7 separate regions of the Mus musculus genome follow, and all the other regions are linked to region 1. The links are chromatin loops, found by intact Hi-C in ENCODE. Cell type or tissue: left cerebral cortex. All regions are shown on one strand. Region 1 has its middle 47 kb from the start of Gm39171. Region 2 has its middle 14 kb from the start of Enpp6. Region 3 overlaps Gm31111 (a long non-coding RNA gene). Region 4 overlaps Stox2 (storkhead box 2). Region 5 has its middle 31 kb from the start of Slc25a4. Region 6 overlaps Enpp6 (ectonucleotide pyrophosphatase/phosphodiesterase 6). Region 7 overlaps Cenpu (centromere protein U).

Evidence for each region. Hi-C counts contacts between places; a loop is a spot of excess contacts. Peaks named below come from ENCODE experiments on the same cell type or tissue, not always from the same donor. Only the 100,000 strongest peaks of a DNase experiment are listed, where the experiment ranks them.
Region 2: a loop joins it to region 1, with 4 times the contacts of the local background. A loop is called at or near these places in 12 of 42 quality-filtered maps.
Region 3: a loop joins it to region 1, with 3 times the contacts of the local background. A loop is called at or near these places in 24 of 42 quality-filtered maps.
Region 4: it touches region 1 in a loop (2.2-fold over the local background); 18 of 42 quality-filtered maps call a loop at or near these places.
Region 5: it touches region 1 in a loop (5-fold over the local background); 5 of 42 quality-filtered maps call a loop at or near these places.
Region 6: a loop joins it to region 1, with 6 times the contacts of the local background. A loop is called at or near these places in 41 of 42 quality-filtered maps.
Region 7: a loop joins it to region 1, with 2.5 times the contacts of the local background. A loop is called at or near these places in 8 of 42 quality-filtered maps.

Annotation. Positions count from the first base shown.
Region 1 is chr8:47,368,703-47,372,702 of GRCm38, forward strand. It overlaps a transcript of Stox2 not described here. Among named protein-coding and RNA genes, the nearest start is that of Gm39171, 47 kb to the left of the region's middle. In left cerebral cortex, CTCF peaks have their summits at 2,224 (motif pointing left) and 3,130 (motif pointing left); DNase peaks (open chromatin) are centred at 2,197 and 3,091; H3K4me3 peaks cover 506 bases; H3K27ac peaks cover 260 bases.
Region 2 is chr8:46,970,828-46,974,827 of GRCm38, forward strand. It overlaps a transcript of Enpp6 not described here. Among named protein-coding and RNA genes, the nearest start is that of Enpp6, 14 kb to the right of the region's middle. In left cerebral cortex, no CTCF peak of the experiment used is centred here; no DNase peak of the experiment used is centred here.
Region 3 is chr8:46,668,965-46,672,964 of GRCm38, forward strand. Gm31111 (a long non-coding RNA gene) reads right to left here. Exons shown (of 3, transcript XR_378937.3): 3 at 1-1,750. Among named protein-coding and RNA genes, the nearest start is that of Gm31111, 8.0 kb to the right of the region's middle. In left cerebral cortex, a CTCF peak has its summit at 2,728 (motif pointing right); DNase peaks (open chromatin) are centred at 1,541 and 2,728.
Region 4 is chr8:47,203,204-47,207,203 of GRCm38, forward strand. Stox2 (storkhead box 2) reads right to left here. Exons shown (of 4, transcript NM_001114311.1): 2 at 1-70. Among named protein-coding and RNA genes, the nearest start is that of Gm51570, 16 kb to the right of the region's middle. In left cerebral cortex, a CTCF peak has its summit at 2,494 (motif pointing right); no DNase peak of the experiment used is centred here.
Region 5 is chr8:46,240,045-46,244,044 of GRCm38, forward strand. No RefSeq gene overlaps it. Among named protein-coding and RNA genes, the nearest start is that of Slc25a4, 31 kb to the left of the region's middle. In left cerebral cortex, a CTCF peak has its summit at 2,042 (motif pointing right); DNase peaks (open chromatin) are centred at 2,059 and 3,193.
Region 6 is chr8:47,014,162-47,018,161 of GRCm38, forward strand. The region is part of intron 1 of Enpp6 (ectonucleotide pyrophosphatase/phosphodiesterase 6); the gene reads left to right. Among named protein-coding and RNA genes, the nearest start is that of Enpp6, 29 kb to the left of the region's middle. In left cerebral cortex, a CTCF peak has its summit at 2,300 (motif pointing right); a DNase peak (open chromatin) is centred at 2,304.
Region 7 is chr8:46,557,905-46,561,904 of GRCm38, forward strand. It overlaps Cenpu (centromere protein U), which reads left to right. Exons shown (of 13, transcript NM_027973.4): 4 at 1,965-2,067; 5 at 3,874-3,934. Among named protein-coding and RNA genes, the nearest start is that of Cenpu, 7.8 kb to the left of the region's middle. In left cerebral cortex, a CTCF peak has its summit at 1,698 (motif pointing right); a DNase peak (open chromatin) is centred at 1,715.

The DNA.
Region 1 (4,000 bases):
GTAGGGCCTGGTCCACAGTACCTCCCTGACTGATGGAGGAGGGCCTGGGCCACAGTACCACCCCTGACTGATGGAGGAGGGCCTGGTCCACAGTCCCACCCCTGGGCAGGTGGACCTGAGTTGTGTAAGAAAACAAACTAAGCCTTGGCGAGCAAGCTAGCTTTCCTCTCTGCCTCTTCTTGTCCCCACTCCTGCTTGAGTTCCTGCCCTGACTTCCTTCAGTGATGGACTATGACCAGGACACAAAAGGCAAGTGGACCCCCTTCTCCGTGAGTTACACTGCCTCGTGATGTTCATCACAGTGATACAGGACAAACCAGGCCATGGACGGAGAACCTTATCAGACCCATTTGTTGAGCCTCTCTGATGATGAGCAGTTTGCAACATAATATAGGAAAACGCCCCCAGCTTGGTATGCCACAAGAAGCCAAGATTTTTTTTTTCTTTGTCCTAAAGCAATTCCCTCCGTGCCAGCCTGACCCTGTTTAGACACAGCCTTGCTCTACCTTTATTAAATCTATAAAGTTACAAGCAATTCGAGTCAGACCACTGTTGTACCACTTCACACCTCTTTGCCTGGCAGTAGCCGGTTCAAAAGTCAAAAGAAACTGCAAACGGAGTTCCAGAGCACCTATAATTTACTTTTATAACTATTGAATCATTAACAGGGACTTCTGGAGGTAATTAAAGGGAAATGGATAGGCCTTGACTCTCAGGTTGGGAGTTTTCATGTTTGCTCTTCACAGCAAAGCAACAGTCTGCTCTACTCCATTCAAAGCATCTGAAAAATTAGTCCAGTCATGTCTCAAGGAACTAGAAAGCCGATACAGCCCAGGCAACGATCCTGCATGCTCAGGGAGGCTCGGTTTTGCTCGGCGCCTGCCCGAGGCCGCCTATAACAACCCCAGATTCCTAAACGCTCAAGTCAAGAGAGGCAGCAACAGCTAAGGAAACGGGGAATTACCTGGGCGCTAGGTAGAAATGACTGTGTCTTGTAAATGAGCACGAAAGGATCAAGTGGCTTCATTATCCATCTAACTTCTCCAACAGGGGATTACATAAGGAAATTAATTACCTAAGCCAGACGCTGGCAAGCACGCAGCAAAGCAGGCTGAAGGCAAAGCCAGCATTCATTTTTCCCATAGAAATGGCTCCTTCAGATTGTATGACTGCCTGGGAAACTAAAGTCTTCCCGACAGGAGCAGAGTTGCCGTACCCACTACGGTAAAAGTGACCCGGGGGTGCTTTTCATTGTTCCTCCTCCCTGCGTTCTTGGGACAGTCCAGTTGCCCCAGTCACCTGGGATGTATTCCCAAATGCCTCCAAGATGTTGTTTTCCCGGCCTCCTTTTCTGAATGTCGAGTGGACTCAGAACCGTCATTCTCAGTGGTCGATGACTCTGAGCGACCTGGCAACCAAATGAGCTTCGTTTTAAAAGCAGAAGTAGACTGGATGTGAGAGGCGAGGCAGGAGCGGCCGGCAGACCACAGATAGTTCTGATCATCTTGTTACACAAGTTGAATATTTCAGGTCCGAAAATATAAAACCCGAAATGTTCCAAATTGCAAAACTTTTCGAACGGTGAAAAGAAGCCACCCATCCAAGACTCCACACCTGACTCATGAGAAGCTTGAAGCATCAACGTCCAAACAGAGCACGCTAAAGATTCCATCTAAGATCATCTCCGGGCTACACATACAAGTACAGGAAACATAGGTGAATTTCCTGTTTAGACTTGGGTCCAGTCCTCAAGATATCTCATTATGTTTATTAAAATATACCAAAGTCCAAAGACATCCAAAACTAAAACCATTTCTGGTCCCTAGCACTTGCGGTAGAGGACACTCAATACCAAGATGATGAAAACACTCACGGATCCACAGCTGTGAGGTCTCTCAGAACTGAGTAACCACGTTCCTGAGCATGTACTTGTAGTCAGACAAACCATAGCAAACTCATCGCACCGAGGAGAGTTATCTGGCCCCTGAGGTAAGCTTATCCTACTAAAATTCCCATTGCCGTTGCATCTTGTGTTTTAATCATTTTCAGTGGGAGCCTTTGAGCTGAGAGGATCCCTGACAGTTTTATAGAGTCAACGTACAGGACATGGCCACCCCACACAGTGCCCCAAATACCCCGCTTATGTAAGTCTCTGCTTGCTCTTCCTGGAGCAGCAAACGGGCCTGTGACCTGGTTCTGCCTTTCTTCGCTCGCCCCCTAGTGGGGAGACTAAGGCTGCGACAGCAGCTCGAAGAAGAGGAAAAGAGCCTGGAGAAAGGTGTCTAGGACAGGGAGACGGGGCTGGGCTGCCACAAAACCAGAAAGGACGGATACTTAAGGCAAAACATGGTATTTTCCCAAGTTATATAGAATTTTTATTTTAAATTATGCATGCATGCTCAAAAGAAATTAGCCCTTCATCCACCTGTTGGAACTAACGAGCTAGAGCTCTCAAATTTAGACTTGACTCTTAAATGAAAGAAAAATTATATATGTTATTGCATGGGACATCACTTTTCACTCAATACACCCCCACACACACTGCCTGGCAACTAACACACATACATATGTTCTCTCTCTCTCTCACACACACACACACCAAGAAAAGATGTTTGCACCCAGACTGTGTGCACAGCAAGCCTCTCTGGTGTCACTTGAAGCCAGTGTTTTACAAAAGAAACCAACAAAGAAAACCCTTAGTGTGTTGTGTGTTCAGCCAAACTATTCTGGACACAATACCAACAAAGGGTGGGAACTCTGAGCAGCCGCCCTGCCGTAACTCCTTCTGTAGACTCTGCACCTACATTGTTCTTACAAGATGAGGCCTCTTTCTCAGATGTAGCTTATAACAAACAAAACAATCCCAGCATTGCAAATGATTGCCATGAGATCACTAACAAAAGTGTGTGCCGTTATGTGGAAATCACGAGAAGCCAAGGTGAAAGGTCATGGTTCTAACTCCGAACTTCAGTTTTCCTCCATAGCCCATAGTGTAGCCTTTCATAAGGTCACAACTTTCCCAGCTACAAAAATTAGAGACTTGAAAGCTTCCCTCAGAGTTTCTACCCTGGCTTTGATTATCTTAAAAGAAAGTGTGGGCACTATGCCTTCCATTTCCTATGGTCATGGTGCCCTCTAGTGGCTTATAGGAGCTATGACATGTGTAGGTTGTGCTTTCTTTTCTTTCCTCCTTTCCTTTCCTTTCCTTTCCTTTCCTTTCCTTTCCTTTCCTTTCCTTTCCTTTCCTTTCCTTTCCTTTCCTTTCCTTTCCTTTCCTTTCCTTTTTCCTTTCCTTTCCTCTTTTCTTTTCTTTTCTTTCTTTTCTTTTTAACCTGGGAGAACGGTAGGTACAACCTTTCAGTCAATTTGTCTAACCATGGTAACCAGGCATCTGGTCAAATATCCATCTAGATGCCACTGTGTATGTTTTAGATGAGAATAACACTCAGTTGACTCTGGGAAAAGCAGATTACTCTCTCTGATTTGGATAGATGGCCATGGGAACTCAGGCAGCAGGCACCTTTCAGAATCTCCAGCCCCGATCTCCAGCTTGTCTTCCTGTCCAGTTTGGCCCGCTCTGTATGTGCCTGTGTGTCCGGGGAGGAGAAATATGTGTAGAGGGGATGTTCTTGGGGGTAGGAGACAGGGTGCATAGCACTGAGTCTACATCCTATGTCTTTGGAGAACCGTAACAGGGAAAAGGGAGTAATAAATCAAATTACCATACATAAATGTAACAAATTATACACAAATGTAACAAATTATCATACACAAATGTATCATTCCGGGCCATCGGAAAACATTTTTTTTTCTTTTTTAGTTTTTTTTCGAGACAGGGTTTCTCTGTATACCTCTGGCTGTCCTGGAACTCACTTTGTAGACCAGGCTGGCTTCAAACTCAGAAATCCGCCTGCCTCTGCCTCCCGAGTTCTGGGATTAAAGGCGTGCGTCACCACGCCCAGCTGAAAACATTTTAATAACTACAATGACCATAAAAATC
Region 2 (4,000 bases), 400 kb before region 1:
AGTGTCATATTTTACTCATGTCTATCTAAGAGAGTTTAAGTGTTTATTGTAACTCATTTTTAATTGCGTGTGTTGGGTAAACATGTGGTACGGCCGTGTGTGAGTATAGATGCCCACGGAGCCAAGCGGTGGCAGATCCTCTGAAACTATAATTACAGGTGTCTATGAGCCATGGGACTTGAGTGCAGGGGACCAAACTCTGGTCCTCTGTCAGCGCAGGCAGTGCTCGCTAACCATTAAACCACCTCTCCAGCTCTAGCCAAAGTAAGAACAAAGTAAGGGCTATCAAAAATGGAAGTTGGCATCTTGGGCTCCCTGGTTATTGCTTCCTCTCACTCTTGAGAGAGTCTTACTTTGCCCTGCAATGAACACTATCTGCCTCCCACCATTCTACTCCACGGGTCTCCTGTGAATTCTTTCCACAGACATCACAAAGACCTGGGAGCCGAGAGGATGTCCTAGAGCCACCTAGGCAGTGGGTCTCAGAAGAAGCACCTTCTAGAGTCCTGGCTGCCTTGGGGTTCAGCTCATCACATTCCTGGCAGCCCCATCAGGTTTGGGGAAGGTTTTGTTACATTAGATTTTTCTAAAACCCAATTTAATACTAAACTCATGAAGTAACTAGTGTACATTTAAAGAAATAATACATTCTCTCTGCGACCTGTATGCCACACTTGCTCTTTTATAACATAAGATCTGTGGGCGCTGCATGAAGGTGGCCTAATGTCAGTGTTTGGGTCTAGAAATGGTCACTATTTTTATTAAGATGAAAAAATTCTCTGTGAAATTTTTTATCTGAAAGTGTTTTGAAGCCACGGATCTCTTCAGAGAACAGGCTCCCAGTACATAATGGAGCGTTGTGGTCCAGTCCCTTACATAGAGAGGACAGCCTGGGATCAATAATGACCAAATGTCCCAAGTAGAGAAATGTTGTCCCAGAGAGTAAAATTTAGGCCATTTTAGCCCCCCATGACCCTGTGCAAGGAGACGTAGGGTGACTATTAACATTTGTCAAGGAAGGAAATTGGCACCCCCTCCTGCATCTGACGGCGAGGCTCCATGGAGACAGGTGCTTGCTGTGATCTGACAGCAAGCAGCAGAAATCATTACTGGTAGTGCAAAAGGTCTCGTCCAGACCGCTTTATAAGAAAGGAGTTTATCAAAGGTACTGCACAGAAATGCAGCCAGAAGCAAGCAAAGGCAGGCACTGACGAGCCCTCTCCTCCTTCTTAGATGATAAGCAAAAGAATGTGATGTTCTTAATTTACTGGAAAAAGGGAAGGAGCAGGCAGGAAGCCAAAAAGAAAGTTTATTTTTCAAAATAATAATAATTTAAATCCTGCTATATATCCAGAACTGTGTGCTCTATAACTTCTAAGAGACCTGAAGGAATAATGACTCTTTAGGAAGATGGTCCTACCCCGTGTCTTTCTCTAGTTCACTTCCTGATACCACATTCCTCCGAACCTAGCCCTAACAAATCCTAATTCTAACCCTAACAAACCTTAGCCCTAACAAACCCAAGTCCTAACCTTAACCCTACCCCTAACCCTACCCCACTCCTATATAGGTTACAGTGGACCCTTCACTGTGTTTACAAAATGCTCCCCTAAGTGTAGAGCAAGGGACTTTTTCTAATTGCACCCCAGCCCTGCTGGTATATAAAGCACTATCTTAGTAATTTATTACCTTCTATACATAAATGTATTGTTATGGCCTCACAGACTGTTAGTGCAGTAGCTTTACTCATGCCCATATTTATCCCTAAGTAATAGGAATTTTTAATTTCACTATAATCATGTGAGATCACCATCGTACCTGCAGTTCATTGTTGATGTTGACCTAAACATCATTTTAGGATGCACAGATGTATTAGCAAGACAGACCGAGCTATGTACAAAATGTGTTCAACATCATAACTCAGAAGAGTTTATCCTAGGTATGTATGGCTGGCTCAGCTTTCGAAAATCAACTAATAGAATCAATTACATACAATAGAAAACTCACAGGGGTATATCAATAGGTACAGAAAAAGATTAATAAATCCAATAGCTATCCATGATAAAATCTTAACCTAAACTAGGCATAGAGGGGGAGTCCCTAAGGTTGAAAGTACTATGTATAAAAGTTCAACAAATAACATAATTAAAATAATGTTAAAGCCTTCCTAGTGTGTTGAAGAACAGTGTAACACAGTGGCCTCTCATGGCCCAGCTTCCACAGTATGTGGGAAGACCTAGCTAACAGCCTGAGAGGGGAAAGGAACAGTTGAAACTATGTTTATCCACAGATGACATCATCTATGTAGAAAAGCTAATACGTCAATAAATAGCATAAGAAAATGGAGCATGCACAGCAAGGTTGCTGGAAACAAGGCAATGATAGAAAAACCCATCACTCTTCTACAAACCAATAATGAATAAGTAGCATTTAAGATTAAAAATGCAATGCCATGTGCTATTAGAATAGCATCCACAAATGGAATAGGTGGGAAACCTAAGAAAATAAGAAAATATGTATAAGACCTGTTGGATGAAAACTATGAAATCCCAGTAAACACTATTTCTTAAATGACTAAGTAAATGGAGAGAGATGCTATGTTCACAGATGGGAGGGCTGCCAAGTCTTAGTTACTTCCCAAATGAGTGATAAATTCAGTCCAATCCCAGTCAAAAGCCTAGAGCGTTATTTTGTGGGTAGCCGATCCTAACGTTTATAGAGAGACAAAAGGCAAAGATTACTGAATTTCAATCATTATTTAGGAAGAAAAAAATTAGGGAACTGCTGCTACCCAAAACTATAACTCTGTATAAAACGACAATAATCAAAATACTATGGCACAGTGCAATAATAGATCAATGGAAGAGAGCAGGGATGTCAGTAAGACCTACATAAATAGACCAACTGAGCCTTGAAACTAGAATAATGCCAACAGGTGGAGATAAAAAAAAGAAAAGCCTTTACAACAAAAGATTCTGAGGTAAATGGACATATTAGATGGCAACAGTAAAGAGAAAACAAAAACAAAACACACCACCAACTGTCACACCCACTCCAGTGGAGTCTGTGTGGCAAGTCCAAAAGCGTGGCTGCAGTCCTAAGGTAAAAAGTTTCATGAAAATTTAGTCTCCTGGAGAGTCTCTGGTGTCCCATAACCAGATTTGTCCCTGCAATAGTGTGGAGGTTCTTGCATGCTTTCTTGCAGTATTTTACTGGGTAAGAGCTAAAAATCTCAGGGCTAGTTCAACAAAGTAAACTTAGAACAGCCAGGTTACTCCCATAATCAAGAATTTACAATGACCTAGGAAGAAGGAGGGTTGTGGTTTAAGGAGGAACTAGAGTATTGCATTATTCACGAAAAGGTTAGCAAGAGCAGAACCCCCTGGTTCAAGTTTTCACAAGGCTCAGAGGAATAGCATAAATTATGACTAGGGTGTGAAATCCTCACCTGGCTCCCTAATGGCTGACTTTAGAAAGGGCCGCCTTTTATCTCAGTTGTAACCACTGCCTAGTTCCTGCTAGTCTTTATGTATGCATTTCTCTGTTTTGTGTCAGATAACTTCAATGTACCTTGGCTGATGTGTCACCTAACTTCCTTATTTTCTTCTGTAAAATAAGTCAGATGCTTGCTTTGAGAAATTACATTCAGATACAGCACTCTTCTCTGTGTCAGTGTCTGTTTGTCACTTTTCACCGACTTCTTGCCCACCTGAGTACTGAAACCCTGGTTCCCCTACGGGTTGAGGGACTGACTGAATCCCTCAACAACAACAGTGTAGGCCTTAGTTACATCTATCCCCAAAGTAAGCCAGAGATTTAAATACCACAAGAAACATGGAAGAAAGCATGAGGGCCATTTGTTGTAATAATGGATTTTTAGATGGAATATCAAAGTCACAATCCATAAAATGAGTAATTAAAGCCAGATTTCATTAAACTTAATTTTTAAAAATTGTATGAGTATAGGTGTTTTCCTGCATGCATGTCTGCATACCACATG
Region 3 (4,000 bases), 700 kb before region 1:
ATTGAGCGGCAAGCTCCACCCCTGAGCAAACAGGTTTCAGGCTGGGGGAAGGTAGACTACACAAGTGCTTCCATTAACTTATTATTATGTCTGTGGCTATGCCACACTGAAAATGGCCAATTTTACCTGATCTCAGCTGTCCTTGTAAACTTCAACTGTCAGCTTGACACAGCCTGGAGTCATTTGAGAAAGGAGCCTTGACTGAGGCCACTCAGGTCAGATTGCCCTAAGAGCATGTCTGTGAGGTATTTATCTTGATTGTTATTTAAGATGGGAGAGTTCAGCCCACTGTGGGCAGCATCAATCCCTATGCAGGTGGACTGTGTAAGGAAGCCCTTACTAAGTAAGCCCTTATCTAACCAAAGGTGAACCTGTGAGCCAGGAAGCAGTGATCTGTTGTGGTTTCTGTTGCACTGCCTTGGCTCTGAGTGGGTTCCCTGATCTGAGGGAATGCTGTGTAAAATAACAAGCAATCCTGGCTTCGGGTTCACAGGAAAATAAAACACTTTTTCCCTAAGTGGCTTTTGGTTATGGCATTTGCCATAGCAACAGAATCAAAATAGAGTAGAAGCTAAGGACGTCTGAGTCTGGCAGTACTTGGGTGGGAGGTTTACTGTTAATACTGTGTTGATACGTTCAGCTAAGCCCAGCTCCTCTTTGTTTTCTGTGTTGTATGGGACCTGCAAAGCTCACCTGCTCCATCCATTTTCTCCTCACAACTTTGTCTCCTAGATAGTCTTGTAGTCCTTCCCTCGTTATCATACTTCCAAACAGTTTCTCTGGCTTTGGGCATTGTGAACATTTGCTCTTCTCCCTCTCCACCACCCTTCTAAGATTTATTTATGTGAATAACTGCTGTATGCAGGTATGTAAACTACAAGAATTCCTGCTCATAGAAGCTAGAAGAGGGAGTCCAGTCCCCTGGATCTGGAGTTACAAGTGGTCACAAGCAACAAGTACTCTTAACTGCTGAGCCACCTCTCCAGCCCCTGAAAGTTTACACCTTTCGCTGTTTTATATGGGACCAACCCAAGCATCCCTGGGTTAGCATTTCCTTCCTAATGTCTCTTGGGTTTGATGATATTAATGATATTATTGTTACTACACGGATATCAGCAAATGGAGAAGTTGACGGTATTGCAGGATCTTAGGAATACATGAATAATAAAATGAAGTCATTTGCCTCTGTTATGTGGTTGTGCATTTCTGGTTCTTCACAGAGTAAATTTAACGACTTTTGGAGGGTATGGTACAATTTTCCAGTGAGTATTACATCTTATCATCTCAGACTGACCTCAGGCATGAGAGGGTATGTTTGATAGAGACACTATTCTTTTTAGGGTGCAGGGGATCTTCTGTATTTTCACATGCTGAGTTCCAAGATTCAGTTTGTATCACAGTCAACATATTTGAAAGTAGAAGTTGCATCTGCACTGAACATGCATAGGCTTTAAAAAAAAAAAACCTGGCACCATTCTCTAAGCATACAACAATGACTCACACAGCACTGACTCTGTACAGGTGTAAGGAACACAAACGCAATGGAGAGATGATTTGAAGTATCTGGAGGCTATCCCAAGGTCCTGGGCAATGCCATGACATTCTATGTAAGGAACCAAGCCAGCCCGAGATTTGGTACCCTGGAGGAGGAGGCTCTGGAGTAACTCCCCACAAACTGAGAGAGAACAGCCGTTGCATCCAAAAGGAGGAGGGCGGGGAAGAAGCTGTGACAGGCACGGTATTGATTTACCTGTAATAAGAAAGAATGGAGTGTCCTGAAACCACATACTCTTTCCTTAAAATAAAATAAAATAAAATAAAATAAAATAAAATAAAATGCTTTGAGATAGTATCTAACTGTGTAGCCCAAGCTGTCTTGAAAACTTACTATGAAGTCCAGGTTGGCCTTGAACTCTAAACCCACCTGCTCCTGCCTCTTAAGAGGTAGGGTTGTGAATATGAACTAACCAGTACCCCCAGAGCTCATATCTCTATCTGCATATGTAGCAGAAGATGGCCTAGTAGGCCATCACAGGGAAGAGAGGCTCATTGGTGCTGCAAACTTTATATGACTCAGTACAGGGGAATGCCAGGGCCAAGAAGCAGGAGTAGGTGGGTAGGGGAGCAGGGCAGAGGGAGGGTATAGGGAACTTCTGGGATAGCATTTGAAATGTATTTAAAGAAAATATCTAATAAAAATAAATTTAAAAAAACTAAAAAAAAAAGAGGTAGGGTTGTGGGCAGGAGTTACTGCTTCTAGTCTGAACTTTTGAAACTTTGCCAACTGGGGTGCAGGGGTAGAAAAGAGCAGAACTAAAAAGGCTACAACATACTTTATATCATATTATGTATCAATATACAGATGTATATGTAATACATATATATTGTATATTTAATACATATAATATAATATATATATATATGATTTTGGGTCATTCTTGGGAAATAATGTGACTGTCTTCCATCCAAGACCCTGCCTTGCTGATCTCTGCACACAAATGTCCTGGCCTGATGTTCATAGTTAACATGATTAATTTCAATAAATACTCATTGAATAATTTGGAATATGTTCAAAACACATTTTAACAACTCTGTACATAGAGATAACTCTGTACTGTAGAGACAACACTCTAATGTCTAGGTATATAAAGTTATTGATTATGATATATGACAACTAGCTGTCAGGCACAGGCTCTCATGCCCGCCTGGCTGTGCATCCTCTCTCCACCACGAGGGGGAGCCATAGATAATAAAATAAACTCTAACCTTTCATGTCCATAACAAAAAATAGCCCCTTATTTTACATTAAACACTAAGGTACTATTAAATGACAAATGCTTATGATATACCTGAAAGTTTTAGCATTGGGTTTCCCACATTTATTGTTCTATAGATTACCTTAGTCTATAACTCTATGGCAGGGTTGGTTGCTTCTCATCTGTTGATTGATGGGTTAGTCTAAGATTTCTCCCAACATTGAGACACATGATTTACTCCTGGTTGAGCCACTTTCTGACACCATTCTGTCTTGAGGTTTTACAGTGTGGAAATAAATATTAAATGACCAGATTCATCTCCGGGTCAGGAGTGATGGATCCACTCACATAGAACCGGAGTCTGGGGTAGAGTCCTCAGGACCCTCTTCTGTCTCCCCTTTCGTGGTCACTGTATTTTACGACGCTTAAATGCTGACAAAGGTCCAACTGATAATAACGTTATCAGTCATTCAAAAATATCAGGTCAAAATTTTGAAACATGGACTGTCTAGAGAAATCTGCTGTACCTGTCATCAGATGAGGTGAAGAGTAACAAGGGTCTAGATGAGCCTTTATTAGAATTTCTGATATCAAAATTAGTAACAGCTTCTCTTTCCACCTGGCTTCTGATCCATGTGTGTATTTCATGAGCAGGCAGGCAATGATCATTCAGAAAATTGTTTGTTTGTTTGTTTTTTGCTTTTTTTTTTTCAAGACAGGGTTTCTCTGTATAGCCCTGGCTGCCCTGGAACTCACTTTTGAAAGTGAGGATCTATAAAAAAGGAAATTAGATCAAAGATGGGGGAAATAACCAAAGGTCTTGTCCTAGTCTCTGTTCTAGTGCTGTGAGGAGACTCCATGACTGTGGTAACTTTTATAAAGAAAATCATTGATTTTGGTGTAACAGAAGTAGCTGTGAGCCCTACAAATGGACCCGAGGGCAGTAGGAAGAGTGAGACCCTGGGAAGTGCCTGGGATTTTGAAATCCCAAAGCCCACTCCAAGTGACACACTTCCTCTAAGAAGGCCATATCTCCCAAGCCTTTCAAGTAGTCGCAGGGAAGAACTCAAATTGATGAGGCCGTGGGGACCAACTCTTCCCGTTTATTCTTAGGGGTTCTAAAACAGAGCTTGAAGTGAACACTCGGAACTGGTTGTTTATTGGGGAATTAACATCAGGAGGACGAAAGCAGGAAGTGTGACATGACCAACAAGGAAAAGTACCCATGATCCTTTGCTATCCCA
Region 4 (4,000 bases), 170 kb before region 1:
CAAAGGATTTCCCCGAGTGGAATAAACTGAGACTGACTGATGGGGGACATACTGATTGGTGACACATCACCTGCGGGAAGACAAATTTGCAAGTGAGCGGGCTCATTAGAACACCCCGCCATTTGTCACACGCAGCCCTTCACATGTGCACGCCCTCCCATGCCTCTCTTCTAGTCCTCAAATTAGGAAGTCAATCAGCTCTGAACACCGAAACGTGCCGGGATCACAGCGGACTCCACTCCTGTGGAAAGACTTCCACGCACAGTGGATGCTCAAATCATCTCGGCAAGCAAAACTCCCCTTTAAAAACATGAGCTCTCGTAACCGTGAGAGTGCTAACATCTTGTAACAAACGAGGCTCTGAAAAATAATTTTTTATTTTCTTACCATGGGAATGATTTTTGAAACAACTGTTCATATTCCAAGAAATGCATTTGTGGGGAGAAACGGTGACCCATTCATTCAAATGTTGAGGGTCTTCCTGTGGCGGCCATCTGCCAGAGGAATTGGGAGCTCACAAAGATAGAGAAGCAGCCCGTCCACAACTGTCTTTGCCTTGGAACAGTTCTATTTGAGTGGAGGAGGCAGCCATGGAGATCAAGGTCACGGTGTTGTGACATACACACAGCAGCCAACTGAACAGCCAGCCCAGAAGAGAAGACGGGTCAGCATCATATACAGCTGACAGCGGGACTCGTTGTAGGAAACTCTGGGACTTTTCTAAGGCCTTGAGATCTGTGTCTGATGTCAAGGGGCATGAGGGCGGTTGTTGCCTGGGAGCTGGTGATGCATTCAGGGCTGTAGAGAAGGAGCCCTGCTCTATAGGAACCACCATGTGACCACAGTTGAGCGCTCAGGGCTTTCATCCTTTGGGGAACAATGGCCAGTGGAAGAAACTTAAAGAATAACGAAGCAGATGCGAATTTAAGAAAACTGACTGTGGCTGCCCGGCAGATGATCTCCTGGAAGGAGACAGAGCAGTTTATAGTGGAATAGACACCATGACCTTTTTACCTATTTGCCTGCTAGGAGGGATGATGGAGACAGGGGAAGCTGAGAACTAGCACTGAAGGGTGAGAGATGCTGATTCCTTAAGTATCAGCCAGTAATGTAAACTTGGCTCTCGGACTCAAAATTCTTTACAGTTTGCAGATGGTCCAGCTGGGTCCCCAGGATTCCTAGAATTTCCTAGACATTTCTGGGGTGGGGATTGTTTGGTTTTGGATCCTGGGACAAGGCACTGAGGTGCATATTTTACAAAACAAAGCAGATCTGGCCTCCAGGTTTTCCCAGCATCCCTCAGTCCCTATCTGGCATACCTGGTCCCCAACCTTAAACTTTCCTGCCCAAGGACTAGGCTGCCCTTCCAACACAGGCTCTCCCCTCTCCTCTCCTCTCTTCTCCTCTCCTCCTGAGTTCAATTCCCAGCAACCACAGGTTGGCTCACAACCACCTGTAATGAGTGAGATCTGATGCCCTCTTCTGGTGTGTCTGAAGACAACTACAGTGTACTTACATGTAACAATAAGTCAATCTTTGAGCCGGAGTGAGCCAGGACAAAGAGAGCAGAGGTCCTGAGTTCAATTCCCAGCAACCACAGATGGCTCACAACCATCTGTACAGTTACAGAGTGCTCATATACATAAAATAAATAAATAAATCTTTAAAAGAAGATTTATTTTAATTTATGTATGTATTTGCGTATATGTGTATGTGTATATGCATGTGTGTGCAGTGCCTATGGAGGCTCCTGGAACTGGAGTTACAGGCCATTGTAAGCCACCCAATGTGGATGCTGGGAACTGAATACAGATACTCTGGAAGACATTTCTTGGTCTTAACTGCTGAGCTATCTCTGCAGCCCCTCCCTCCCCTCCCCCCTTTTTAAAAAGATTTATTTATTTTATGTGCGTGCACTGTAGCTGTCTTCGGTTACACCAGAAGAGGGCAGCAGATCTTATTATAGATGGTTGTGAGCCACCGTGTGGTTGCTGGGAATTGAACTCAGGACTTCTGGAAGAGCAGTCTGTGCTCTTAACCGCTGAGCCATCTCTCCAGCCCCCTTCCCTTTCTTTTTATTGTTGCTTTTTGAGAATGCTTTCTCAAGTAATAAGCTAACACGGCTGGCTCAAGCCAAGGCTCAGATCAGCCTGAAACATTGAGTGATAGCCTCTCCAGAAGCTATCTGGGTGCTCTAAGGTAGACCATCCGCCCTGCTGTCTGAGCATGTAAGGCTGAGATGAGTTACACCTTCTAGGCTGTAGAAGAATACAGAGGACTCCAAGGGAAGAACTTGACCCCAACTTTGAAATGATGTAATGAATGAAATCAGGCACCGGAACTGGAGATCCCTGAGTGTTGGGCTAAATCCAGCAACTGTATTGGTCGGGGCAGCAGAAACAGTGCCCGACACTTGGGGCTTGTGTCCCTCTCCCAGCCCAATTCCAGTTCAGTCTCCCCTCCCCAGAGCATCACTAGGGGGCTCCATCAGCTCTGCTATGGCTTCAGTCGGGTATGGGAGGAGCAGGTCAGAGTACTTACAGACAGAATCTAAATTCAGCACGGGCCCAAGGAGATGTTTTAAAGAATCAGCAGAAATTAGGGAAGGAGCTAACATAGAACCCACAGACTCTAGAACTTCCTAAAGCAGAGCCCTCTGAAGAGCTTTTATAATGTCTGGTGGAGGAGGAGTGGTTAGAAGTGAATGCAAGGGATTTCTGGTTTCTACTAGGAAAGTCAGTTTTGTGCATTGAGTGGGCAGGGATGTTCAGACCACAGGGCAGACTCAAACAGTTTCCAAACACGATCTTATTCAAAAGCACAGGTGAGCTTGCGCTGATACTGCAAAGCCAGGGAGGGGGATGGGCACAGCCAGTGCCCTTCAGGCTCTCAGTAATCTGACTTTGACTTGAGAGGTGCGGAAGCTTGAGTTTTCTCTGAGTTACTACTCTAGCCACAGGGACCGCAAAGTCTTCCCGAATGAGTCTAAAAGTCTGTGGTAAGGAGGATGGGATCTGCTACCAAAGGGGAAACCCAAAGCAGAAAAGCAGATTCGACCATCTTTGGATCCTTCAAAAAGTAAAAACTTCTCAGAAGACCAAGCCGCAAAGACAGCACTCTGTGATTTTTGCATAGCTTACAAAAGGCTTCCCTACACAGATGCCAATTAGCAAAATCAACTAGTTTCTGCTTGCCCTTCCGCATTACAGTTCATTTCTGTACATCCTTAGCAGCTTCTTCTCTTTCACTGAGTGCCATCTCCCCCGCCCCCTGCACGCGCGCGCACGCGCGCGCGCACACACACACACACACACACACACACACACACAGCGAGAGGCAGAAACTGAGCACTCCTCAAGTATAATTGCATAAATAAATAAATAAATAACCTGCACATTTCACATAACAATGAATATGTACAGTAACTTTTTTTTCTGGGATACAGAGAAAATGAAATGGGATGCTCCAAATATCAGTCTCCTGGCCATCTCATTGTTATCTTGCTTTAAGATAACATTAGTTCCCTCCTACATCCATTCCTAGGTCAATCCACACCGTCTGTACCAGCGCTCTCTTGCACACCGTCTGTACCAGCGCTCCCTTGCACTGGTCCCTGAACTCCAGCTGCAGAGCCATGCCACGTCTCCCACATGCCCACTCCTACCGAAAACTCCCATCATCTCTCACCTGGCCGGCTATAATAGCTTCATGGCGTTCAGCCTCTCTTGCTTGGTTTTTAATAGCCCCTTTCTACAAAGCAGCCAAGGTTCTCTCCTGAGAAATCATAAATCATACTATTTCCCTGCATTGAACCCCACAGCACTGCCTTTGACACTTGGAGAGAAATCTGACTCCTTATGAGTTCTACAGGATCTGCAGAGTTCCATCTGCCTACCTCTGTGGGATCAACCCTGCCCACCCCCCAACCCCCCACTCACCAGCTCCTTTCTCATGACAGGCTCACAGCCTTGTGCTTGCATCATGCCAGGTTCTTCCAGAA
Region 5 (4,000 bases), 1.1 Mb before region 1:
TTGGTAACCAAAACTGGGTTCTCTTCAGAAGCAACAAGTGTTCCAAACTGCTGAGCCATATCTCCAGTCCCAATTTAATAATAAATTCAATAGCTCTTGGCTTATTATACCAGGTCTTCCCCATCTCTCTCTCCCTCCTTTCTTTCTTCCCTTCTCCTCCCTCTCTCTCCTCTCCTCCTTTTCTTTCCTGTGTGAGGAGATCAAAGACAAATTATGGGACTCAGTTTCCTCTTAGAACCGTGTGGGCTCTAGGGACTGAATTCAGGGTCTTAGACTTGATAGGAACAATCTTGCTGAACCACAATATTTGTATTTGAAGCTGAACTATATCCCAAAAGTTTGATTATAGATTATAGTCATATGAATAAACCATTGTATTATATTTAAATAAATCCATTTTTAAAGCACCACTTACAATAATAGAAGTAAAAGATACCCCTCAAAGTCTGGTAAGAGATGCCACTAAATTCAAACCACCACATTTACCTTTTTAAAGTGAGGTTTCAAACCGACAGAAAAAGAGAACAGTAGCCAAGGCTAGATTCCTGACCCTATATGTACTTTCTATCCTGAGACATGGAATTATATATTTGATGTTGCTTTTATAGTTTTTGTGACAAGAGAAAAATTAGCCTCGCCTCTACAGTAGCCAGAGTTGGAGTCAACTCCACAAATTTATTTCAGTGTACTCTTCTCTCACCCGTCCATTTTAAAGTAAGCATTCAGTCAAGGCAACTATTTCAGTTCGGTCCTCTTTTTGTTCTTTATTTGCTTTTATCTTATGGGTACGTGTGCTTCTTGGCATGTGTGTATAGTGTCTGAGGAGGCCAGAAGCATGTTGGATGTCCTGGAGTTGGAGTTAGAGGCAGTTGTGAGCTGCCTGGTATGGGTGCTGGGAACTGAGCCCAGGTCCTCTGGAAGAGTAGCGAGTGCTCTTAAGTGCTGAGCCATCTCTCCAGCACAGCACCCCCCCTCCTCAGCTTCATTTTAAGTTTTGTTTCTATGCTGATTACTCTCTCTTTTTTTGGGAATTAAAAAACCAGTCATTCTTTACAGTACCATACACACTGGAAATCTTTAGTACAGAGACACAATACCACTGAGTTTAAGGCTGTTTGCTACTGTCTGTCCCATTAGATTTAGTGTATATGAGCTACATTGAGCTCTTTGATCCACTTGAACTTGAGTTTTGTGCAGGGTGATAAATATGAATCTATTTGCATTCTTCTACATGTAGACATCCAGTTATACCAGCACCAATTTTTTTCATTTGTTTGTTTTTTGTTTTGTTTTGTTTTGTTTTGTTTTGTTTTTCAAGACAGGGTTTCTCTGTATAGCCCTGGCTGTCCTGGAACTCACTTTATAGACCCAGCTGGCCTCAAACTCAGAAATCCGCCTGCCTCTGCCTACCGAGTGCTGGGATTAAAGGTGTGCGCCACCATGTCAGGCCAGCACCAATTTTTAAAGATGCTTTCCCTTTTCCATTTTATGGTTTTGGCTTCTTTCAGAGAAATAAGCTTTAATTTGCACTTGTGCTAAAGTGATGGGAAGTTCTGGGACCAATCACAGTTTGGTGTACATGCCATTCAATACCCCTGAAGAGTTTCATCTTGAGAGCTTGTCAGGTGTCTGTCTCTGCTTTGGGGCCAGTCTCACACTTGGCTGAAAGAACCCCAACCTTGGACCCTTGGGTTTTGTCTCTAACACCATAACACCACTTCTACCTTGGTTCTGAGCACAGGTTGAAAATCCCCAGTCCTGGTGGTTGAAGCTGGGTGTACCGATCCTGGTGGTGTTTCAACTTACAGGCACCAATCATCAACTTAGCGTTCAAACTGCAGTGCTTCAGTTCGGCATACAGTAACATGTATGGTTAGAGCAAGATGGCAGGCATACAGTGGGGACAGGGAGACATGACAGACACATTTTATACTCCCTTCCTTATTTCCCTCAGCTCTGAGGTAAGTACACACTCCCATCTTGTAGATGAAATTGGAAAGGTGGGAACCACACCCTTTTGCGAGCATGAAAATCTCGTAGCCACTAGGTGGCAGTGTGTACTCAGTTTAGACTGAGCTGTGCAGTCAGCGCGCCCATCCCTACCCCCATGTGATGGCTGGCCAAGTGCTCTTTAAAACTTTACTCCTGCATTCTAAAATTATCTTGAACTCTGCGCAACGCCCACAAACCTTAAAATGTATTTGTGACATTATTCAGTGAGTTTAACTAAGTGAAGAGATACGGTAAGTGTTGGCACGTTGAAAACACCGAAATGTTCTTAAAGTTACAACACTTAAAAAAAAAAAAAAAAAAGTCTAATTGAATGCGAAATAGGCCTCTGATAACCACTATCATCTTTCTTTCTCTCTCCCTCCTTTCCTCTCCCCCTGTCTCTTTTTCTCTTCTTCTTTCCCTTCCTTCCTCTGTCTCTCTCTCTAAATAATTTTGAAAAACAATCAATTCAAAATTATTTAATCTTTTCTAGTTGAAAATTCCTTTTTCTCTTTAAAAACTTCCATTCTATTCTTCTATTCTTTTATTCTATTCTATTCTATTCTATTCTTTCCACAAAATCATACCAAAATAACACATTTTGTGCTTTAAAAGCCAGGCTTTCTGTACTGTGCTTCAGGAAATGGACACATGAAGTTGAATGTTTTATATTTCTTGTGACCTTAAGATGCCGTCTCTGTTTTGCCCCTGGGAGACAGTCTCTGATATCCTGAACTTATTGCGCCTTTCAGAAATGGTCATAGAGAAAAGCACGATTAACTGGAAATGCATCCTAGGATACATTAGGGAGTTTTCCCTTTGGGGGAGTTCTGGTCATTTCCTCTCCCAGGCCCTGTCCACAGTGAGATTCTAAATGAGGAGAAAAAAAAAAAAACCTCTGCCTTTCCTTTGAGTAGCAGAAGCATAGTGAAAAAGCAAAGAGAATCCAGTATAGGGAATGCTTGTTAATTTTAACATGACACGGGTAGAAAAAGTTTAGAAAAAAATTATGTATTTAAACTCAATGTTTAGACATCAGTTTCCTTAGCCGGGGGTGGGGTGGTGTTAGCAATGCCTGGAGACTGTTTAGGTCCTGACAGCTGGGGGCCGGGGAGCTGACATCTGGTAGGCAGGGGACAGGGATCTGCTCTGTTCCTAAACCAACACAGCTGAGCTTCAGGAGCCCGCAAAATGTGATCCTCCGCAAATGTGTGTGGAAAGAAAAGAAAATGAAAGGCAGGAAAGGAGTCACTGCTGCTGGAGAGACGACTGGCAGAGTCTAAGACGCTTGAGATCATAGTTGCCAAGGCTAGGAATAACAGTTCCGCTGTAGAGCGCTTGCATGAGTAAGGCCCTGGGTTGGATCCCTAGCCCACCTCCAGACAGGCAGGCAGACAGACAGACAGACAGACAGACACACACACACATACACACACACACAACCCTGGAAATAATCTTCCTAGGGTTCTTCCTACTTTTTGAGGTCATTCCATTTTCTCAACAACGAAAGAAAGAAAGAAAGAAAAAAGAAAGAAAGAAAAAAGAAAGAAAGAAAGAAAGAAAGAAAGGAAGAAAGAAAGAAAGGTAGGAAGGAAGGAAGGAAGGAAGGAAGGAAGGAAGAAAGAGTGAGAGAGGAAGAAAACCTAGGACTAAAACTAAAATTTTATAAATTTTTGTAATATACTCATTTTTATTGGCTTGAAAAAATAAAGAAAAAATGTCTTACCACTTAAATGATATGCATAGAGAGTAATAAACAGAACCTGTTTTATATAACCCCACTTTGCCTAGATAATGGTAACTAAATAGCATTACTTTATCTTTTCAAATACTGTATGTTGGCCTCATTATTTAATTTATATAACACTAATAATAGAAACATAAAACATTACTACAGGCTCCCAAAGTGCCTACTTGACAGTTGTAGAGCTGTTGTTTTGTTTGTGTGTTTTGAGGTCAGGCATTACTGTGCAGCCCTGGGTGGCCTGGAACTTACCATGTAGCTCTG
Region 6 (4,000 bases), 350 kb before region 1:
TTCAGAGGTTCAGTCCATCATCATCAAGGTGGGAACATGGCAGTCCAGGCAGGCGTGGTGCAGGAGATGCTGAGAGTTCTACATCTTCATCTGAAGGCTACTAGAAGACTGGCTTCCAGGCAGCTAGCGCTAGGATATTAAAGCCCACACCTACAGTGACACACCTACTCCAACAGGACCGCACCTCCTAATAGTGGCACTCCCTGACCCAAGTATATACAAACCATCACAGTGGGTGTTATGACAGAGGGTGGACACTCTTAAGGGCCTCAAACTCAAGTCAAGCAGATGGGGTGGACAGAACTCACGTAGTTCTGTGGGTGGAGCCAGACACTTCTCATTTCCTTGAATGCTTACCCCTGGTCCCAGTGACACGGCCTGATCCAGTCTCCCAGCTTCTGTCCTAGCCTTTCTCAATTCACTCCATACAGTTTCGAGGAAATCTCTCAGGCTACTGGATGGGAAGGCAGCTGTTTCTGCTTTTACGGATGTGAGGAATGCAACCATCCTGGGGTCTCTGTGGAGTGGGGGAGGCAGATAACTCAGCACAATCAGAAACTAAACTTCAATCTCAAGACAGAAAGGGTGAGGACAGAGTCGAGGGTTGAATTTCTCTCATGTCTAAGAGATTAGGAACAAGTTTTCCCTGGCCAAACATCCACCAACCCACAAAGTCTCAGGCAGTGTCTTCCTCGAAGGAGAATCATTGGATGTCTCCCTTTATATGTAGAATAAAGCTATGCATCCACATAGTGGCTCGTCACTCTGTCAGCCTCTCTCATAGTGTCTCCCTTGTTTCCTACCCTGCCAGACTCTCCTTGTCTTTCAATGTGCTGAGCTCTCTTTCCTCCAAGGAAGACGTTTTTCCCTACTTGATTTCAGTGTGGCAGCCTCAGGAGCATCGCAAGATGGCCACTGGGGTGTGATCCCTGTCTTCTAAGATACCTCCTCAGACATGTGAAGCTGCACCCTAGTGTGGGTTCTTAACGTCTCAGCTCTACTTGCTGAGTTTGTCTTCCCGGGTAATTTACATCTTTTTGACTGTTATCTCAATCCACTGGTCTCTCTTGCTTACTGCTTCATTGCAGAACCTCAAAATGTACCTAGTACATGGGTAGGTTAGAAGAAAATCACTGGGGTGTAATGTCGATGGCTCAATCTGCAAAGCACTTGTCGCGTAAGCACAAGAAACTGAATTTAAGACTTTTAAAAAGAGTCAGAAAACCTTACCTAGATGGGTCAGATGTCACTCAGGGATGGTGGTCTGTCTTGCTGACTATAACTATGTTTGAATCCCCCAACCCTAACCCTTTAGTATGAAGACAGGCACAGACCATGTTTATGATAACGCCAGAATTTTCTTTAAGAAAATATTTCAGCATGGGAAGAAAGACATGTGGAGTCGGGACACAATGGTGTGTCCTGTAGCTATCACTGTGTAAGAGGAATCTGGGAGCTGAGGATGTGAATCACACTCTACCCTGCCCAGGACTCACCTTGCTACATGCCATGTCTCCTGTTCTCTCCTGTTAGCTTCCTTGATGTAGCCTGAACAGCCCTTCCAGGGAGCGCCTTCCAGGAAGTGTGTCTATACTAGGACCGTTTCTTCCCAGCTTGGCTACCAAAAGGAGACTCAGCATGAGTAACTCACAGACAAGGCTTTACCCCAGCCAGCCTGGATCCCAGAGCATCTGTCACTGTGGTCATGGGTGGGACACTGTCCTTGGACCAGTTAAGACTAGGTGCAAATACTTTGCCCCTCATCTCAGCCCAAGGTGGCCCTACAAGGCACTGAGTGTACCCCGGGTGAGATGTGAGAGGAATATCCCAGGGAGTAGTCGGAAGTACTTCAAGAGGGAGAAACTGTGTTGGAGACCAGTGCTCACCACAGTGACCATACAGGGTTGGGGTAAAGAGAAGTTGGTGACCTAACCAAGAACAGGAATGAAAGCAAGGAAGGAAAGGAGCGATGGAGTGAAAAATGATAAAATATAAATATGAATTTAAAGTCCTGGAAAAGAGAGCAAAGTCCAGTAAGGACCAGCGTGCTTGGTGGTGGTCTGTGAGAATGAAGACTCAGAAAAAATGACCAGTAAAATCTTCATCCTGTCCTACGTGGCTTCCAGAGCCATCGGTGTCAGAATTCCTGAAATGTTTAGTATAGTCCAAAGCAGATCTAAGAATGCCATGGAGCTTGGAGAGTGTTCAAGACACACAACGAAAAGGCTAGCGTGTTGCTTGGCACACCAGTACGCCTACATCTGGCTATCATTGAGGGTAGCAGAGATTATCTTTACCACCACTAGAGGGCAGTGTCAGGCCAGGCATTTCTCAGGTCCTAGGCAGGCGTTTTCTCAGCTGTGTTGGATGTTCTTTGGTCAATTACTTGGTCAATTATTGAGTCTAGCCGGCACTCCTTGCGATCCTTTTAGCTTCACCTGACTGTCCAGAGTAAAGTGTGGGTAGTAATGTCTCTTTGATTTGTCTTTAAGGAGATGGGAAAGTAAATAACACATAAAAAATACACAGCCCATCACCAACCCTTCCCAGACACCGTTTAAAGGGGCCGCACTGCTCAATAAGGCTGTCCTTTCACGGAGATGTAGCTATCCACATGCATTTACCAGTGGCCTGTGTTACCCCGGGCACTGACCAATCACCATTTAAGCTTGGCGGAAGGCTTGATGGTGTCCAACTTTCAAATAAGGAATCAGGGCAGAGGGTGTATGTCAGTGGCAGAGTCATTGCTTGAGCAAGGTCCTGGGTTCCTCAGAACTTAAAAAACGGGAGGCGGGGGTAACGGAAACGAAAAGCAGAGAAGAGAAACAAAACCCAAAAAGCATCGCAGAAGGGAAAACTGAAGCTTGGTGAAGCTTGGTGGGTCAAGTTCACAGATTGGAAAACTAAAGCCCGGTGAAGCTCAGTGGGTCAAGTGAGGTCCAGGGCTGGTGGGGAGTAGGGCTGGAATGTCAGCTTTCGCCTGTCGTCATCCAAAAGGATTGTAAGGCCACAACTCACTCACAGGTCCCGAACTCCTGTTCTCACATTTCCTGGTGCTGCCTGCTTGGCTAACTTAAAACATCAATAAAACACACCAACACACACAGAGACACACCCACATGCACGCACACACACATACACACACACACACACACACACACACACACAAGTGGAATGGAGCCCTTGAACTGAAATTATCAGTGCAACAAAGAGATTCTTCTCACAGCTAGCAGAGTGCTGAGTTGCTCATTGAGTGTAGTCTTTCTTCCCTGAGGCAAATTATCTTTCAGCACAGCACCCAAGAAGCACAATACACCCAAATTGTTAAGCAGGACCTGTGTCTATTCCAGGTTCACCTGTTTATAGTCTGATCACTGACTGGGACATTTAAGCTGTGGCTATAATAGCGACATTAGCTACAGGAGAGCTGTTCACCCCTGACTACAGAAAGAGACTGGTCTGACTTAATGGGAGTGTCTGGACTGAGGCTGTGAGCTTAGGTAGGCCAGCAAAATCTAGCATCAACAAACTAAATGACTCACACTGGCAAAAACTGAGCTTCCAATGGGCCAATGAAATGGCTGAGAGTATCTGCCGCTAAGCCTAGTCACTTGAGTTCAATCCCTGGGCCTAACATGGTGGAAGGAAAGAACTGACTCTAGCAAGTTGTCCTCTGACTGCCACATGTGCCTCATGTATACACACACACACACACACACACACACACACACACACACTCACACACATATATATACACACACACATACACAGGCATACACACATACACTCTCACATACATATCTACACACACACACACATATACTGTCACACACATACACTTACACACATGCACACACACACACACACACCCAATAAAGATGATCAAGGAACTTTCTTTAAAAGTATGTAGGATATAACAAATCTGGATGATAACTAAAGCTCTGCATGCTTTTATTTAACAATATATCAGAAGCCCAGGATCTGGAGACTTGCTCTAAAG
Region 7 (4,000 bases), 810 kb before region 1:
CTGGAACTCACTCTGTAGATCAGGCTGGCCTCGATCTCAGAAATCCTGATCCCTAGTCTTAAAACACCACAAAGCGGGGCTGGTGAGATGGCTCAGCGGTTAAGACCATCTTCTGCTCTTCCAAAGGTCCTGAGTTCAAAATCCCAGCAACCACATGGTGGCTCACAACCATCCGTCACGAAATCTGATGCCCTCTTCTGGGGTGTCTAAAGACAGCTACAGTGTACTCACATATAATAAATAAATAAGTCTTAAAAAACAAACAAACAAACAAAAAAAGCCAGAAAGCTGAATCTATTGTCCACTGTGCCGGTGGAGATCTGGTGTGCAGGTGTCCCAGAATCCCTGCTCCGGCCTGAGTGCAGGTGCCCACAGATAGGATGCTGGGCTTTATGTGGCTTATACCGTGCTAGGCTTACGTTTCTGAGGAATCTTTGGTGCTGTTTACCACAGTGGCTGCCACACGTTATATATGACCGTTGGCAAGTGTGGGTCAGTTGCCCTGAGCTTATCTAGACGTGATCGTTTTGACTTTCTTTCCTTTCTTACTGTTTCCTCATTTTTCTCTCTCCTCTCCTCTCTTTTGCTGGTTATGGCTACCTAAGGGATGTGAAATGTATCTCACAGTCATGTGTGCCCTGCTGTAATGATGTCAAGAGTCTTCTTAATGGGCTCTTACTCAGTTGTAAGTCTGTATTGAAAAGGCGTCTTTTTGGATGCCACCTATGTTTAGACTGTTTTGTCTTTCTTTGTTGTTATAAGTTGCTAAAGCTGTGGAAATTCAAGATTGGTTTGTTTGTCTTTGTGCATCTGCTGATGACCACCCCTGCTCCCAGCTGTAGAATAAATAAATAAATACCCCTGAGAGCATCATGGACTGTTTCATCAGCCTTAAAACCATACAGTTGACAGGCTTGGTATTCAAGCTGCTGTTTATTTGGGGAAGTAAGTTTGTATGTCATGCTAACATTTGAGAACAGTGCTTGCTTGAGTCTTCCCATCTCTCCTTGCAGCAATTCAAGTGGGTCAGGACTTGACACCTCTTTTGCCTCTTCAGATTTTCCATCCCTGCCTTTCCTCCCTCCCCACAGTGCGGTCCTCTTACTGTCTTTCTCCAGCAGGTAGAGGCAGCCTGAGCAGCTCCTTTCCCTGTCGTCCTACCTTCTGCTCTTGGGTAAAGGCTCTTGCAGTCCAGGTGAGCCCGGCAGGACAGGTAGTGAGAGTATGGCACCTTCTCTGTAGGGCAGCATTCGTGTTCACAGACATTGCCCGCTAAATGAAGCCAGGGAGTGCACACTGTAAGCCTGAGTGGTTAGTAACTAGTGCACAGCCGCCCAGGAACGCTAGCATGGCGGCAAGGAAAGGCCACGCTGATAATACATGGAAATACAGATCAGTGATTTGAAAACAGTTCTTTTAAAAGTTTTGTTTAGGACTGGAAAGATGGCTCAGCAGTTAAGAACACTGGCTGCTTTTCCAGAGGTCCTGAGTTCAATTCCCAGCAACCACATGGTGGCTCACAACCATCTGTAATGGGATCCGATGCCCTCTTCTGGTGTGAGAGTGACAGTGTATTCACATACATAAAATAAATAAATCTTTAAAAAAAAAGTTTTGTTTAGATTTATTTTGTGGGTATGAGTCTTTTGCTTGTATGTATGTCTGTGCCATGTGCATGCATGGCGCCCATGACGGCCAGGAGAGGGCGCTAGGTGTCCTGGATTGAAGTTGGAGTTACAGAACATTGTAAGCTGCCATGTGGGTTCTGGAAATGAAGCCAAGGTCCTTGGCAAGAGGAAGTGCTCTCAACCACAGAGCCACCTCTCCAGCCCCCCAAAGCATGCTCTTAGTGGCAATAAGGTTTTCTATTACCGAGGTATAAGATAAAAAAAATATTTGGAAGTAGCCTATGAAACCGACTCTTTCGGCCATTTAAACATAATATGCTGTTCTCGTCTTTACAGACCCCCCTCTGCACAGTACGGCTATCTACGCAGAAGACGAGCTGTCCAAACACTGTGTGTCCTCCAGTTCCCTGGCCACCCACAGAGGGAAGGCGAGCAGAAAGTACGGCTCTATCTCAAGCTGCTGGTGTTTCCTGTTCGTTCATTCGTTCGTTCGTTTGTTTGCTTGTTTGAGAGGGTTATGTGTTGTGTGTGCAAGAGCACAGGTGCCTGAGGACCATGGCGGCTCCCCTGCAGCCTGAATTCCAGCTGGCTCTAAGTCTCCTGACACGAGAGCTTGGGACTGAACTCAGGTCCTTGGGAAGAGCAAGTGCTCGCAACCACTGCGCCATCTCTAGCCCTTAAGCAGGTTTTTGTTTTTGTTTGTTTGTTTGTTCTTTTTTTTATAGAAACTAAGAAAACTAAAGTCATTTCAGGATCTTTTGAGTCAGATTGTTACGATTGTCCTCAAAAGATGTAACTGGTACACAGCAACAACATTTTCTGTCATTGTTATTACGTATCATAATTTTGATTGGCACCTAGTTGGGTTACAGTGTTTAAGTGAATCTAGAGGGCCTAGTGTCTGTGGTGACGAGCCAGTATCTGTTCATGGGTGCGAGGGCTCTGCATCCTTTAGTGATGGCCTAAGTCATGAAATTATTGTCTAGATTTTAAATCTTTCTTGGGCTTATTCCCAGGTTATTTATCGATATTTTTGCTTGTTTGGTAATTACTATAAACGGGGCCTTTCGTTTTAGGTGTTGTAGTAAATTATATATGTGAAAGTATAAGCTTCTTACATTAAGCTCTTCCTCTGTGTGTGTGTGTGTGTGTGTGAGAGAGAGAGAGAGAGAGAGAGAGAGAGAGAGAGAGAGAGAGAAGAAGAAGAAGAAGAAGAAGGAGGAGGAGGAGGAGCCAGAGAATGACCCTGGGTGTTCTCCTCTATTGCTTTCTACCTTATTTTTGTGAGACATCCTCTGTAACTGAGCCTGGACCTCATGAGTTCAGCCCGAGTGGCCGTCCAGGAGCCCCTGGGAGCCTCCTCTCTCCACCTCAGTCAGTACTGGGATTACAGCCAGCTTTTTATGTAGGTAGGAGGGGCATTTGAGAGACCAGTGGCGACATGTTTTCACGGTTGGGGGTGAGGAGGGTGGGCAGTTATCTCGAGGACGAATGGAAGTGAATGGGCATGAGGCATAGTCGAGATGCACACCAGTAGGTCTGGGTGATGCCGGAGCAGAGCTGCCAGCCAGGCTGATCTGGGATTACTGCGTGGTCAGTGAAAGTAAGGCAGGGTTTGCATATAAGTACAAGAGAAAGTCAGGGCCGGGGGAGGCATGGGGAGAGCTTAGCATGTCCCAGGACCCCAAGAGGCCTCAGTGACAGTTGGCACCTTTGCCCCAGGGTGTTCAACTGCTTGTTCTTGCATCTCTGCCTCTTTTCTTTCTTCTCTTTATCTCTCTCTCTTTCCCTTTTTTCCTCTGTCCCTCCCCAGCCTCCTGGTTAGCTGGTCTGTCATGAATAAGCTGTACATCTGAGGCCCTCTCTGTTGAATCCGAAGCATCTAGCTTTGGTTGTTGCTCTTAAGTCTTCCACTCCCCAGTCTGCCTGTGTCTGCCTACCCAAGGCTCTAAATTAGAACAGGGTCTTCTGTGTTCTACAAGCAGCAGGCATTGTCCCAGCCGTAGGCCCAGCGATGCCCCACAGCGTTGGGAGCAGTTCTCAGACTTGACCACTCTGGACCACGATTGCTCGCTCGCCTAGGGAAAACTGATGTGAGCACACATGGGAAACGGGCAGTCAATCAAGGGTGACAGGCCCGCCCACGAGAGAGAAAACTCGGCACCTTCAGCTTGGTTTCACGCAGAAGCAGCGGGTAGAAAGCGTTATGTGAGACGAGATGCTGACGGCTTGTTGTTTGACACAGCTTGGACCCTTCTGAAGATGAAGCAAGTGGAAATGAGTCTATCAAGGTCAGCACAAAAAAGGTATGGGGAGTGTTCTGCCCTCTGTCGTCATTATAAGACACTTGGTGTTTTACTGGAGTACATGCA